Regions from separate parts of the Homo sapiens genome. Here region 2 is linked to region 1. A link is a loop called in an ENCODE intact Hi-C map of the cell type or tissue named here. Cell type or tissue: HCT116. All regions are shown on one strand.

Evidence for each region. Hi-C counts contacts between places; a loop is a spot of excess contacts. Peaks named below come from ENCODE experiments on the same cell type or tissue, not always from the same donor. Only the 100,000 strongest peaks of a DNase experiment are listed, where the experiment ranks them.
Region 2: it touches region 1 in a loop (12-fold over the local background); 19 of 110 quality-filtered maps call a loop at or near these places.

What each region holds. Positions count from the first base shown.
Region 1 is chr12:104,196,505-104,204,504 of GRCh38, reverse strand. No RefSeq gene overlaps it. Among named protein-coding and RNA genes, the nearest start is that of TXNRD1, 15 kb to the left of the region's middle. RefSeq lists a silencer at 3,020-3,314. In HCT116, a CTCF peak has its summit at 3,109 (motif pointing left); a DNase peak (open chromatin) is centred at 3,124.
Region 2 is chr12:105,380,411-105,388,410 of GRCh38, reverse strand. The region is part of intron 1 of LOC105369957 (a long non-coding RNA gene); the gene reads right to left. Among named protein-coding and RNA genes, the nearest start is that of C12orf75, 54 kb to the right of the region's middle. In HCT116, a CTCF peak has its summit at 4,883 (motif pointing right); a DNase peak (open chromatin) is centred at 4,880.

The DNA.
Region 1 (8,000 bases):
GGCCAGGTGCGTTGACTGACACCTGTAATCCTGGCACTTTGGGAGGCCAAGGCAGGTGGATCACCTGAGTCCAGGAGTTCAAGACAAGCCTGGCCAACATGGTGAAACCCGGTTTCTACTAAAAATACAAAAAGTAGTCAGGAATGGTGGTGGGCACCTGTAGTCCCAGCTACTCAGGAGGCTGAGACAGGAGAATTGCTTGAACCCGAGAGGCAGAGGTTGCAGTGAGCCAAGATCATACCATTTTACACTCCAGCCTGGGCACCAGAGCAAGACTCTGTCTCAAAAAAAAAAAAAAAAAAAAGCAAAACTATAAATTGCTTTCAATTTTTTCTGAGTCCCACAGTGTTGAGAAATCCTACACATTAGTCCCTGTAAAGAAACTTCATCTAGTTTATAATTTTCTTAGGGCCTGGCTTTGTCTTCCAATACAAGAACAATTTTCTCTGCCATTTTAATTTTTTCCCCCCAGTGACTAAGAGTTGGTTAAACACACGGTTACTACTGGTTCTTGCCTAAAGAATAGTGGGTTTTTAAAAAAAGTAATACATACATAATTTTTTCCCCCAAAATATACAAAAGAGGCCGAGCGTGGTGGCTCACGCCTGTAATCCCAACACTTTGGGAGGCCGAGGCATGCAGATCACTTCGAGACCAGCTTGGCCAACATGGTGAAACCCCGTCTCTACTAAAAATACAAAAATTAGCTGGGCATGCTGGCACATGCCTGTAATCACACTACTTGGGAGGCTGGGGCATGAGTATCACTTGAACCCCAGAGGCGGAGGCTGCAGTAAGCCAAGATTGTGCCACTGCACTCCAGCCTGGGCAACAGAGCAAGACTCTGTCAAACACACACACACACACACGAGTTTACACTAAAAAATCTCTCTCTTCCACCTTACCCCATGCCCCAAATTCCTCTACCTGGAGGCAACTACTGTTAGCATGTTCTTATGGATCTTTCTAGAGAGAATCTTTACATTTACAATCAGAAGACAGCTTTAAGATGAAAATTAGGATGCTTTTCTTGTGTCATGCAAATGAGGATTTAGTTTCAATGATATAACAAATCAGTCAGCTTCTAGGGGTGAAAATCAGATTAGCCTAAAAAAACACTGAGGATTAAGAATGACTAAAGGACAACCAGCTTGGGGACAAATTTGATTTTTATTTTATTAAAATGGGCTTTCCACTCTGAGTTTCTGGAGCTAGGTGTCCTATGGAAAGATACTCCTGTGACTGGATTCTATATTAAAAACAATATTGTCTGCTATCTGAAAAACAGTCCTGAGAAATCTTTATCTACACAGCAATAAAAGGAAAAAGATGGGACATAAGAGTGTTCACAATTTAATGATGCTCTTACAAAGAAAGCAATTTAAGAAATGAATCAACTCAATCGAGGAATAAGTTGACTCTAGAATTTTCAATGTGGTATTTAAATTTGATTCATCTAATGAAGAACATGGTGTGCACCGAGTGAGAACAAATCTAATTCCATACAATAGCATGTATTTTACCTTCGGTTGACTCTAGAATCCATTTATTTAGCAGATATTTATTGAGCATTTACGATGTCCCATGCCTCCCTCATGCCAGGGATGGGGAAAAGGAGTCAAGCAACTATACAATTATTATTCCTGCTTCACTCTTTATCTGTTTTTCCAGCCATTTTGTATTTATTATTTCACATGTGTCTCCCAGAAACCCCATGAGGTCCAGAGAGGTGAAATGACTTGCCTAAAGACATGCAGAGGACACATGGCAGAGTGGGAACTTTTTTTTTTTTTTTGAGTCAGAGTCCCACTCTTGCCCAGGCTGGAGCATAATGGTGAGATCCAGCTTACTCCAACCTCCGCCTTCCTGGTTCAAGTAATTCTCCAGCCTCAGCCTCCTGAGTAGCTGGGATTACAGGCATGCACCACCACCCCTGTCTAATTTTTGTATTTTTAGTAGAGACAGTGTTTTACCATATTGGTCAGGCTGGTCTTGAACTCCTGACCTCGTGATCCACCCGCTTCAGCCTCCTGAGGTGCTGGGATTACAGGCGTGAGCCACCGCACCCTGGCCCATGCATGTTTATAGCAGCATAATTTGCAATTGCAAAAACATTTCAACCAGCCCAAATGCCCATCAATCAATGAGTGGATAAAGAAAATTACACACACACACACACACACACACACACACACACACACACACCCCCATGGAATATTACTCAGCCATAAAAAGGAATGAAATAATGGCATTCACCTGGATGGAGCTGGAGACCATTATTCTAAGTGAAGTCACTCAGGAATGGAAAACCAAACATCATATGTTCTCACTTATAAGTGGGAGCTAAGCTATGAGGACACAAAGGCAATCGACTTTGGAGACTTGGAGAAAGGGTGGGAGTGGGGTGAGGGATAAAAGACTATATATTGGCTACAGCGCACACTGCTCAACTGTTGGATGCACCAAAATCTCAGAAATCACCACTGAAGAACTTATCCATGTAACCAAACACTACCTGTTTCCCAAAAACCTATTAAAAGAAAGAAAAGATTATCACCACAGATATCCCAGAACTCAAAACTGAAGCTGTGATAATCCCTGGAGCCACAGAGAAGTGAAAAACTGTGAGCAGAAGGTAGGAGAAACAGATTTCTTTCTCTGTGATGCCCATTTCTGCAAACAGCCAGGCACCATGTGGAAAAGTTATCCTGGACTCAAGGCTTCTACACTGGGAAAACTGAGATTTCAGTGGACACTCTGCTTCCCCATTATCTTGGATTCCTATGCACAAAAGCCATTCCTGCCTCAATCCAGGGGAAGCATTGCAAGTGCCTATAGAGAGAAGGACCCTTGAGGGCAGTTGGGGACACAGTGAAACCCAGTGTGTGAAACGGGGGCTGGTCTCCATTCAGACAAAGCAGATACTGAATCAGAGACGTATTTCAGGAGCATGATGCTGTAGGAGGTGTGAGCCATAGGTCCTCTGGGCATGAACCCCTAGCCAGCCTCCCCAGACAGCTGGGGCATTCTCTTTGGGACCCTCCCCCTGAATTCAGGACAGGCAGCACTTCAAACTTTCATGAGAACTGCAGCAAATCTAGGCTTATGGTGCCATCTAGTGCCAAAAAGGAGGCAGTGATCTAGGGCTAAGGGAATCAACAGGCAGCCTGCACAAAACCTCTAAAAACACGTATGCTAGAAACACTAACCTAGACAGCAAAATAAACAATCCATCATTGGAAAGACCTAGACATATATGCATAAAAACAACAGCAAACAGGGAACCATGACCTCCCAAATGGATGAAGCAAGAAGTAACCAGTGATTAACCCCAATAAGATGGCAATATGTGAACTTTCAGATCAGAAATTCAAAATAGCAACCTTGAGAAAACTCAGCAAACTCCAAGATAACACAGAGGAACAATTTGAATTTTTTTTTTTTTTTTTTTGAGACAGAGTCTCACTCTGTTGCCCAGGCTGGAGTGCAGTGGTGCCGTCTCAGCTCACTGCAACCTCTGCCTCCTGGGTTCAATTGATTCTCTTGCCTCAGCCTCCTGAGTAGCTGGGACTACAGGCGCGTGCCACCACGCCTGGCTAATTTTTTTGTATTTTTAGTAGAGACGGGGTTTTGCCATGTTGATCAGGCTGGTCTCGATCTCCTGACCTCGTGATCCACCCACCTTGGCCTCCCAAAGTGCTGGGATTACAGACGTGAGCCACCGTGCCTGGCCCACAATTTAGAAATTTATCAGAGAAATTTAAGAAAGAGATTTAAATAATAAAAACAAATCAAACAGAAATCCTGGAACTGAGACACACATTTGCTGAACTGAAAAATGCACCGGAGTCTCAACAGCAGAATCGATCATGAAGAAGAAAAAAATAAATGAGCTTTAAAAATACGCAATCAGAGGAGAAAAAAAATTAAAAAGATAAAGAACAACTACAGGATCTAGAAAATAACCTCAAAAGAGCAAATCTAAGTGTCATTGGTTTTCAAGAGGGAGTTGAGAAAGAGCAAGACATAGAAAGCTCCCACAAAATAATAACAGAAAACTTTCCAAACTTAGTGAAAAATATAAATACCCATATACAGGAAGGCCAAAGATCAACAAACATATTCAACCCAAATAAGACTGCTCCAAGGCATATAATAATCAAACTTTCAAAAGTCATGGACAAAAAGTGGATCCAAAAAGTAGCAAGAGAAAGAAGCAAATAACATACACATAAAGGAGCTTCAATTTATCTGGCAACAGACTTCTCAGCAAAGACCATACCAGCCAGGAGAGAGTGAGATGACATACACAAAGTGCTGAAGGAGGAAAAAAAACCAAAAAACGAAAAAACCCCTGCCAACTGAGAATGTGATACCCAGCAAAACTATCCTTCAAACACGAAGGAAAGATAAAGACTTTTTTAGGCAAACAGAAGCTCAGGAAATTCATCACCACCAGACCTGTCTTACAAGAAATGCTAAAAGGAGTCCTTCCATCTGAGAGAAAAGGATCCTAACATGCAACAAGAAAATCATCTGAAGGTATTATGTTGGTGCAAAAGTAATCACAGTTTTTGCCATTAATTTTTTTTTTTTTTTTTTTTTGGATAGAGTCTCACTGTGTCACCCATGCTGGAGAGCAATCTCAGCTCACTGCAACCTCCGCCTCCTGGGTTCAAGCAATTATCCTGCCTCAGCCTCCCGAGTAGTTGGGATTACAGGTGACTGCCACTATGCCTGGTTAATTTTTGTATTTTTAGTAAAGATGGGGTTTCACCATGTTAGTCAGGCTGGTCTTGAACTCCTGACTTCAGGTGATCCGCCTGCCTCAGCCTCCCAAAGTGCTGGGATTACAGGTGTGAGCCACCATGCCCAGCCATTACTTTCAATGGCCAAAACTGCAATTAATTTTGCACAAAGCTAATATAAAATTCACTGGTAAAATTCAGTATGCAGACAAATTTAGAATATTGTAATACTGTAATTGTGGTATATAAATCACTCATAGCTCTAGTATGAAGACTGAAAGACAAATATTACACAAATAACTATAATAATTTATTAGGAGATAGGAAATATAAAAAGATATAAATTGAGACAACAAAAAGTCAGAATGTGGAGAGGAGAATTGGAGTTTGAGTTTAAAACTTTTCAAGTTTTTTTTCTGTATGTGTGTGTAACAGGGTCTCAGTTTATCACCCAGGCTGGAGTGTAGTGGCATGATCTCGGCTCACTGCAGCCTCGACCCCCTGGGCTCAAGTAATCCTCCCATCTCAGCCCCCTGAGTAGCTGGGACTACAAGCATACACCACCACACCCGGCTAATTTTTGTGTGTGTGTGTGTGTGGAGATGCCATGTTACCCAGGCTGGTCTTGAGCTCCTGAGCTTAAGTGATCTGCCCACCTTGCCCTCCCAAAGTACTGGGATTAAAGATTTGAGCCACTACACCTGGCCTTAAAGTACTTTTGTTTGTTTGTTTTCTTTTCTTTTTTCTTTAAACTTTTTCTTTTTATTTATTTATTTTTTTGATGGAGTCTTGCTCTGTTGCTAGGCTGGAGTGCAGTGGCGCGATCTCGGCTCACTGCAACCTCCAACTCCTGGGTTCAAGCGATTCTCCTGCCTCAGCCTCCTGAGTAGCTGGGACTACTGGTGCATGCCACCATGCGCAGCTAATTTTTGTATTTTTAGTAGAGACGGGGTTTCACCATGTTGGCCAGGCTGGTCTCGATCTCTTGACCTCGTGATCTGCCTTCCTCGGCCTCCCAAAGTGCTGGGATTACAGGCGTGAGCCCCCACGCCTGGCCTTCTTTTTGATTTTTCAGGTACATAGTAGGTATATATATTTATAGACATACATTAGATGCTCTGATATAGGCATGCAATATATAATATCTCAGCATGGAAAATGGGGTATCCATAGCTTCAAGCATTTATCCTTTATGTTACAAACTATCCAGTTAAACTCTCTTAGTTATTTTAAAATATACAATCAAGTTATTATTGACTATAGTCGTCCTATTGTGCTACCAAATAGTAGGTCTTATTTATTCTTTCTATTTTTTTAAACCCATTAACAATCCCCACCTCCCCATCTTTTCATTTTGATCAAAGTTAAGTTGTCATCTGTTCAAAGTAACTTGTTATATGTATTAGATGTTTTGGTAAGCCTCATGGTAACCCAACGTATAAATCTATAATAAATACATTAAAAATAAAAAGCAAAGAATTAAAACATACTACTAGAGAAAATCACCTAACCACAAAGGAAGACAGTAAGAACGAAAGACGGGAGTTACAAAACAACCAGAAAACAAGTAATAAAATGGCAGCAGCAAGTTCTTACCTATCAATAGTCACACTGAATGCAAAACTGGACTAAATTCTTCAATTAAAAGGCATAGAGTGGCTGAATAGATTTTTTTTAAGAAAACAAGACTATCTGCTACCTACAATAACTAATTTTGTCAGGCTTGGTGTGGCAAACCTGTAGTATTATCCACTTGTGACGCTGAGGTGGGATGATTGCTTGAGCCCAGGAGTTTGAGACCTGGGAAACATAGGAAGACTTCATTTCAAATAAAAAGAAAGAAAGAAAAAAAAAAGAGAGAGAGATGGAAAGAAGGAAGGAAGTAAAGAAGGAAGGGAGGGAGGAAGCAAGGAAGGAAGGGAGGAAGGAAGGAAGGAAGACTTTACCTGTAAAGACAAAATAGACTGGAAGTGAAGGCATGCAAACAGATATTACATGCAAATGAAAATCAAAAAGGAGCAAGAGTCAGCCTACTTATATCTGATAAAATAGACTTCAAGACTAAAACTATTTAAAAAGACAAAAAAGTCGTTATATAATGATAAAGGGGTCAATTTAGCAGGAGGATATAATAACTGTAAATACGTATGTACCCAACATTGGAGGAGCAAAATATATAAAGCAAATATTAATAGAACTAAAGGGAGAGATAGACTGCAATACAATGAGTAAGGGATTTCAACATCCCAGTTCCAGTAGTTAACAGATTATCGAGGCAGAAAATGAGCCAAGAAACACTGGAGTTAAACCAAACTCTAGACCAAATGTCCCTAACTGATGTTTAGAGAGCACTGTATCCAACTCTTGCAGAATACACTTTTTTTTTCATTAACACATGGAACATTCTGCAGGGCAGATCATATGTTGGATCACAAAACAAGTCTCAACAAATTCAAAAGTATAAAAATCATATCAAGGATCTTTTCTGACCAAAATGAATAAAACTAGAAGTCAATAACAAGAGGCACATTGGAAACTGCATAAGTGCATGGAAATTAAACAATATGCTCCTAAACAACCAACAGGTCAATGAAGAAATTAAGAATGACATTTTAAAATTTATTGAAAATAATGAAAATGGAAACACAACATACCAAAACCTATGGGATACAGCATAAACAGTGCTAAGAGAAAAGTTTATAGCAATAAATGCTTTGTCAAAAAAATAAAAAGACTTCAAATAAATAACCTAATGTTGAAACTCAAAGAACTGAAAAAGCAAGGACCAACCAAACCCAAAATAAGTAGAAGGAAAAAAAAAAGATTGGAGCCAAAATAAATGAAATTGAGACTAAAAAACTATTTGAAAGATTAAATAAACGAAAGATTGTTTTTTAAAAAACATAAACACAATTGACAAACCTTTAACTAGACTATGAAAAAGAGAGAAGGCCCAAATAAATAAAATCAGAAATGAAAAAAAGACATTACGACAGATATCACAGAAATACAAAGGATTATTAGAGACTATGATGAACAACTATACACCAACAAATTGCAAAATCTAGAAGAAATGAATAAATTACTGGACACATACAACTTAGCCAGATTGAACCATGAAGAAATAGAAAGCCTGAACAGACCAATAACAAGCAATAATATCAAGCAGAAACCGCTCAGGACTGGATGGCTTTATTGCTGAATTATACCAAACATTTAAAGAAAAACTAACATCGGTTCTCTCAAACTACT
Region 2 (8,000 bases), 1.2 Mb before region 1:
GTTGCAGTGAACGAAGATGGCACCACTGCACCCTAGCCTGGGCAACAGAGAGAGACTCTGTCTAAAAAAAAAAAAAAAAAAAAAAAAAAAACCAGACAGTGTAGGCAACCCTTTGAGGAGCTTTGCTGTAAAGGGAAACAGAGAACAGAGCCCTAGCTGGAGGGGTCATTTTCATGGCCTTGGTCTTGAGAATCACCAATAAAGATGTAACTCTACTTCACCTGGAGGAAGACCGTGGTGATGCTAACTCTTCTTCTCAGCTCCGGCTCCACCCTTTTTCCACCCCTCTCATTCACTTTTTTGCTGGGGAAGAAGAAAGATCTCTGGTTGGAAATTTTGGGAGCAGCCGGTGGTGTGCAGGTAAATGTTCAACAATTGGTTCTCTGGGGCAAAAGTTTCAATTTGCAGCATTTGATAACTTCTGTAGTGTAAAGATACCCATTTCAGCAGGGCTGAAATGTCGGTACCAAGCTACCGACAAGGTAGCTGAGAAGGTCACTGAACCTGGAGCTGAGATATGCACAAGCCGGTGCTAGCCAACTCTGCTGAGAGTAGGCATTGCACCAGGATAGCCCAGCCCCTTTACTCCCTTTCTCCTTGGGAGCTGACTGCCTGCAGGAAATACACATTCTCCTCCCCATGCCCTACCACCACACACACACACACACACACTGAGGGTCTTCCGGGCATAGTCCTGTGTGTGCAGAGGCCCAGGGTGGCCCCACACTGCTGGTGGCTGGGTATTTCTAACTCTGGGGTTCGGTAGTAGGAAATCTGCTTACCCACAGAAAAAAAAGGCACAATCTCCAAAAATCAGCTTCATCAGCAACAAAGGTGACATCTTGCTCTTCCATTTGCCTTACTCTTTTGTCCTATTTCTCAACTCGTTCAGAACTTGGCAAGGAAGAGTAATATTTTCTTGGGCCTCTTCACATTCCAACAGAAGGAAGAGAAAGGAAAGTATTCCTACAGGTGCGAGGGCATTAAAATCATTTTGTCTCCAAATTAAATTCTCTAGCAGTAAACAGGCATACATGGAAAATCCCAAGCTGTTGCCTAGAGGGTTAACCTTGTTATAGTATAATAATCTCTATAGTTTTAATTTCTCTGTGGCTTTAAGGATTAAATGAGATACTATATAGGAAGGATCTAACACAGGCCTGGCCTAAATAGTAAGTGCTCAATAAGTGTTTGCTGAATTTTCCTCTAAATCTTGCATGATGAATTTTCCTCTAAGTCAACATCTTGCACTGCTCTTTTTCAAGTTGTGGAGGAGAAATTAAGCAACTTGTTTTCTGTTTTTTCAAGTTGGCATTTCATGTTGAAGCCTTCACTGAATGAGTTATCATTTCTTGGGCCTTTGGGCGTTGCTCTCAAAACCAATAAATAACTCAATTAGGCTGCACGTGGTGACTCACGCCTGTAATCCCAGCACTTTGGGAGGCTGAGACAGGAGGATCACTTGAGCCCAGGAGTTTAAGACCAGCCTGGGCAACATAGTGAGAACTTGTCTCTACAAAAGAATAAAAATAGCCAGGTGTGGTGGCATGTGCCTGTAGTCCCAGCTACTTGGGAGCCTGAGACAGGAGGATTACTTGAACCCAGGAGTTGGAGACTGCAGTGGGCTATGATCATGCCACTGCATTCCAGCCTGGGTGACAAAGTGAGTCCGCGTCGGAAAGACAGAAAGAAAGAAAAAGAAAGAAGGAAAGAAAAGAAAAGAGAAAAAGAGAAGAGAAGAGAAAGGAAGGAAGGAAGGAAAGAAGGAAGGAAGGAAGGAAAGGGGAGGGAGAGAGAGAGAGAGAAAGAAAGAAAGAAGAAAAAGAAAAAGAAAGAAACAAAAAAGAAAGAAGCAAAAAGAAAAAGAGAAGGAAGGAAGGAAGGAAGGAAAGAAGGAAACAAATAAATCTGGGGCTTCTAATGCCATCAGTAAGTTAAATGAGCATGGATGAGATTCCATTCTATGCTCAGCAGAAAGGTAAATGGCAATGAATTACATGACAACCTCCACTGTGCCCTGTGTGCACCTCCACAGCATCAATGTTAGAGAGAACTGGTGCTTTTAGGTGAAGGACACGTGGGGGCAGCTGCCTGTTTTCCATGAAGCAGCCTGTGCTGTCACTGCACTACTCATCTTCAAATTAGAGTCCGCACCAAGCTCGACTTTCCATGGAGCACCCAGTGACCTAGCCATTCCCTAGAAGGTTATTTCATATTTCATCGGCTTTCTATGCACTGGCTTCTAGTGCTCTATTTGTTAAAAAAATAATAATAATCAATCCCCAAAATGTACTCCCTCCCACCCCCAATAATTTCCATTCATATTGGACTTGATTATTTAAATTTAATTTGTTAGAAGTTCAATATTTTATTTTGCATGATTAGCCTTTTAATCAAGTTGTGAGAGTTCAAAAATATTCACACTATTGCATTTCTTTTTATTGGTTTGGGGGTTTTTTTGTTTTTGTTTTTGTTTTTTTTGCTTTTTTGGAGTTTGTTTGTTTGTTTGAGAGAGGGTCTCACTCTGTCCCCCAGGCTGCAGTGCAATGGTCCAATCTTGGCTCACTGCAGCCTCAACCTCCCAGACTCAGAAGATCCTCTCGCTTCAGCCTCCCTGGTAGCTAGGACTACAGGTGCACACCACCAGACCCGGCTAATTTTTCGCCATGTTGCCAAGGCTGGTCTCAAATTCCTAGGCGACCCACCTGCCTCAGCTTCCCAGAGTGTTGAGATTACAGGCGTGAGCCACCACACCCAGCCTATTGCATTTCTTAACACAATACGTATACTTTATTTTTTTAAATGCAATGTTGTCCTAGTCCTTGCAGGCTGCTATAACACAGTATCATAGACTGGGTGGCTTACAAATAACAAAAAAACATATTTCTCACAGTCCTGGAGCCTGAGAAGTTCAAGATCAAGGAACTGGCAGATTCAATGTCTGGTGAGGGCCCCTTTCCGGGTTCACAGAGGACAACTTCTTGCTGTGTCCTCACTTGGTAGAAGGGATGACCAAGCTCCTTCAGGCCTCTTTCCTAAGGGCCTGAATCCCTATGACCTAATCACTTCCCAAAGGCCCCACCTCTGAATACCATCGAGTTCGTGGTTAGGATTTCAACACATGAATTGGGGTGGCGGGGAGCACACAAGCATTCAGACCATAGCAAATGTAAAGAATTTGTCTACAAGAAAATCCACACATTGGTCATGCTCTCGTCTTCATCTGTGTCCCTGATTCTTTCATTTCTGTTGGCATCCAGCAGCATGATGGACTTTGTATGGAAGTGCTGAGCAAGAGGCCAGCACTTCAAACAGTGCAAGACACTTAGGGGCTCAGGGCGTAGATGCATGAGGAAATGAGCAGCTTAATAAGCTACATGGATAGCTGTGGGTGCCAGCCCAGTTCCTCATCCCCACTGCTCATGCTCAGACCTGGGAAAATGTGGGGAAGATATATGGGGACCCTGGTTACCTCTAGACAGCTGCATCCTAATATAAATACTCAATCTGCCCATTTACTCTTCCTTCCCCTCTCCCAGGATCTCCCCAGTACACTCAAGAGTGAAATGGGCTATGGGCTGACCTTCCATTAGCCTCTGGAGAAATGAAGACTTATGCCCTGACTTAAGAAGTGTCTAGAAAACTATGAATACATAAGCATAGCTCATTGTTTGATATAGTGTATATTTTGTCATGCAAGTGATTGATGCCTGTTGAAAATGAGAGTAGCTCAAGTGTAAACAAGGATCCACATGGCCCATGGCAATGTCTTCATCACAGAACCAATCCTGTAACACTAACAATGACGATGAGGTTAGGGGACACTCGCTATGTGCCAGGCCCTCTCTAACCATCCTCCCTGCATTAATTCATGTGATTCTCACACTTCTCTAAGAAGTAGGAACTATTTTTCTCTAGTTCTTGATTCTCTTATTTGTAAAATGGAAAGAATATTTGTTTCCATTTTATTTTAATTTATTTATTTATTTATTTATTTATTTATTTATTTATTTATTTCCTGAGACAGGGTCTCACTCTGTCCAGCAGGCTGGAGTGCAGTGGCACGATCACAGCTCGCTGCAGCCTTGACCTCCCTGGACTCCCATCTCAGCCTCCCAAGTAGCTGGGACTACAGGCGTGCGCCACCATGCCTGGCTAATGTTTTTGTATTTTTTGGAGATGGGGTTTCACCATGTTGCTCAGGCTATTTGTTCCCATTTTATAGGACATTTTAAATTTTTTTTTTTTTTTTTTTGAGACAGAGTCTTGCTTTGTCGCCCAGGCTGGAGTGCAGTGGCGCGATCTCGGCTCACTGCAAGCTCTGCCTCCCGGGTTCATGCCATTCTCCTGCCTCAGCCTCCCGATTAGCTGGGACTACAGGCGTCCGCCACCACGTCCGGCTAATTTTTTGTATTTTTTAGTAGAGATGGGGTTTCACCATGTTAGCCAGGATGGTCTCGATCTCCTGACCTCGTGATCCGCCTGCCTCGGCCTCCCAAAGTGCTGGGATTACAGGCGTGAGCCACCGTGCCCGGCCAGGACATTTTAAATCTTATGTAATAGGATTTTTGTAGAAATTTAATGAGTTCATACATGCCATGTAGTAAGCACTTGATATGTATTCGTTTTTAATATTTTATTATTGATACTGTCTCCATTTTACAGGTTAAGAAACCGAGACGCAGAGAAGTTAAGTAAATTGCCCAAGTTACACAGCTAGTAAGTGGCAAAGCCAGAACATAAACTTCCTGCTATTATGAAGACACTGCTGAATCCTGCAATCCATGAATATCTGTGTTAAGGAAAGTGAGAGATGGATTACTCCTGCCAATAATAAAGGGGGGAAAACAAAGCTGCTATTAGAAGATGAGTCCACCAGGGGGAAGTAGATGCATGCATTACTTAGGCATGACGCTAGCCCGGGGAATTTTTTTTAAGACGTTAAATATTAAAAGTTTAATCACCGATTTTACGCCAATGGTGAAGGAAGAACTTGATTCAAATTATTTTCCTATTACCTGAAAGTGCAGAGGATTAAAAATGACCACGCACGTAAAATTGACAGGTAAACTGTCAAGTAAATGAAAGGGCTTCCCCCAACAAGCCGGAGATAAATGGTGGTTGTTCACTCCCGCGAGCCTGACCCTGTGTTAGCGCTGGGGATCAGGAGGACAGGCATGAAGTTCACTGAACAGCGAGAGGCAAAGACCCACCACACCACTCCCCCACTCTCCACTCACCCTGATTCTGTGTTAAAAGGTGAATGAGATGGTCTGGGCCAAAGCGTGCAGGCTTGGTCTCCAGTGCTGGCAACAGACAGGGAAAGAAGTCAGTGGGCTCAGTGCACATGTGAAGCAAATGAATGAAACTGAATTTGGAAAACAGAGTGACAAGTGTTATCTTGGGGCGGATATGCCACGAAGTATAGGAGTGCAGGAGAGGGAGGGAGCGGTCCTGCCTAGAGATGACATCAGAAACCAGCTTTTACAAATGCAGAACAGCTGGCCGGTCAGATGGAAGGAAGTGGAAAATAGTCCAGAAGAAATACTCTGGACAATGGTTTCGGAACATGGAAGGTCCTCATGCCTTTGGAAAATAATAAGAAAAAGGATTGACTGTGGAATGAGTCAGAAAGAAGGAGAGATTAGCTCTCCCTGTTCACGCCACCCACCCTGCCCCCAAGTAAGAATACAGTCAAGACGGGCAGTAGAATAATCATTTTCTTTGGGGGAAGGGGGCTTATATACTTCTGATTACAAAAGCCTCATTTTAAACATTTTGGAAAAATACATAAGGAATTTGCATTTCATCACAAACAGAAAGCCAGTATTTCCTGTCTCTCTTATAGATATACTATATTTGTGTGTATATATGTACATGTGTATACAAATATACATATATGTACGTGTGTATATATACATATATGTACATGTGTGTATATATGTACATGTGTATACATATATATGTACATGTGTATATATATGTACATGTGTATACATATATATGTACACATGTATACATATATACACACATTCATATATATCTGGGATAATTCTATACAAAATTTAATATCTTTGTTTTGTGAAATAGACAATGCACATTTTCCCATTAAATTACGCATAAAAGTATAATTTTGATGACTCTACAATATTCCTTTGTATAGCTGATTCATAATTTTTAAGCAGCCCTTTATTGTTGGACACTATATGGTTTCCAACTCCCCTTTACTATAAGCAACTTTGATGAACATTCCTTTTGTAAGTCTCTACATCTCATTATACACACACACACACACACACACACACACACACACACTTTTTTTGAGACAGGGTCGCCCAGGCTGGAGTGCAGTGACGCGAGCATGGCTCACTGCAGCCTCGACCTCCCAGGCTCAAGCAATCCTCCCACCTTAGCCTCCTGAGTAGCTGGAACTACAGATAAGAGCCACCACACCAGGCTACTTTTTGTATTTTTTGTAGAGACCAGGTTTTCCCATGTTGCCCAGGCTGGTCTCAAATTCCTGAGCTCAAGTGATCTGCCCGCCTCGGCCTCTCAAAGTGCTGGGATTACATGAATGAGCCAACGCACCTGGCCTTAAATGTTCTTGATTCAAATTGCCAAACTGCTCTCTAGAAAGGTTTTAGTAATTGAAACTTCCAAGCAAAGATGAGAGTGACCATTTGGCCACATTCATGCCAAGGCTGCGAATTATCATATTTAGTATCTTGTCACTCAAAAAAATACTTATTAGGCATTTACTAGGTGGTAGGCTCTGGGCTGGGTGCTGAGATACAGCAATGAGCAAGTGAGATAAGGAATTCCTGCTTCCTGGAGTTTCCATTCTTGTGCAGGAGGCTGTCAGTAAACAAGGGAAATCAGTAAAGTATGCAGCATGTTCATTGTAAATGCTAATGAGAAAAATAAATCTAGCAATAACAACTGGAAGTGTTGGGTGAAAGGGGCGTGAATTTTAGATGGGGTGGGCAGAGAAGGGCTTACTGGGGAGATATGAGTAAAGTGCTAAATAGGGAGATGGCGTGCAAATATCTGGAGGACAAGATTGCAGACATGAGGGATCGGCAAGTGAGAAGGTGTGAGATGAGAGCCTGGTTGGCAAGTTCGAGGTAAAGCAAAATCAGTGTGGCCGAAGAAAGGCAGAGAGGAGAAGAGTAATGTGTGTAAGTGATGTCAGAGGAGTAACCGAAATCAGAAGGGGAGGAGGAGATAGATGTGTTATGGAGGACCGTGTGGAATTCAACTTTCCCTGGAAGAGAAGGGGAGCACTGGAGGGTTTGACTTGGAATTTAACAAGATCCCTCTCGCTGCTGTGTTCAGAACAGGCTGAGGTGGGCTAAGGAACGAAGGAGGCTAGTGCCGTAATCTAGGATGGAGATGATGGTGGCAATGGAATAGACGTGATGGGGATGGTGAGAAGAGATTGAAATCTAGAGACGTGAAGGTGGCACGTGCACCTACAGGATTTGCTGATTCGGGGATGGGGGAGAGCTAAGAAAGAGTCAGGGTGAGTCCCAGCTTTTTGACCTGAGCAGCTTGGAGAATGAAGTTGCCATTTACTAAGTTGGAGAAGTTGGCAAAGGAACAAAACAGAACAGGGGTAGAGGGTGGAGATCAAGACCTCAGATATGAGCTTATTAATATGAGATACGGTTTAAGACATCCTAGTAGAGACACCAAGTAGACAGTTGGATAGAGGACTGAAGCTTAGGGAGAGGTCAAGGCTGAGGGCACACAGGAATTAACAGCACATAGAATGGACAGAAAAGAGGATCTGTCCAAAGATGAAGGCTGTGGGCACGCCTGTGTTCAGAGGTTTGGATGCCAGAAGGAATCAGCAAAGGATACTGAGGACGAGCAGACAGAGAGGCAAGAAAACAATCAAGAGAATGCGGTGACCCAGAAGCCAAGTGGAGAAGTCTCAGGGAGGCTGGAGGGATCAGGATTAAGATGAAGACTAAGAATTGACCATTAGATTAGCAATA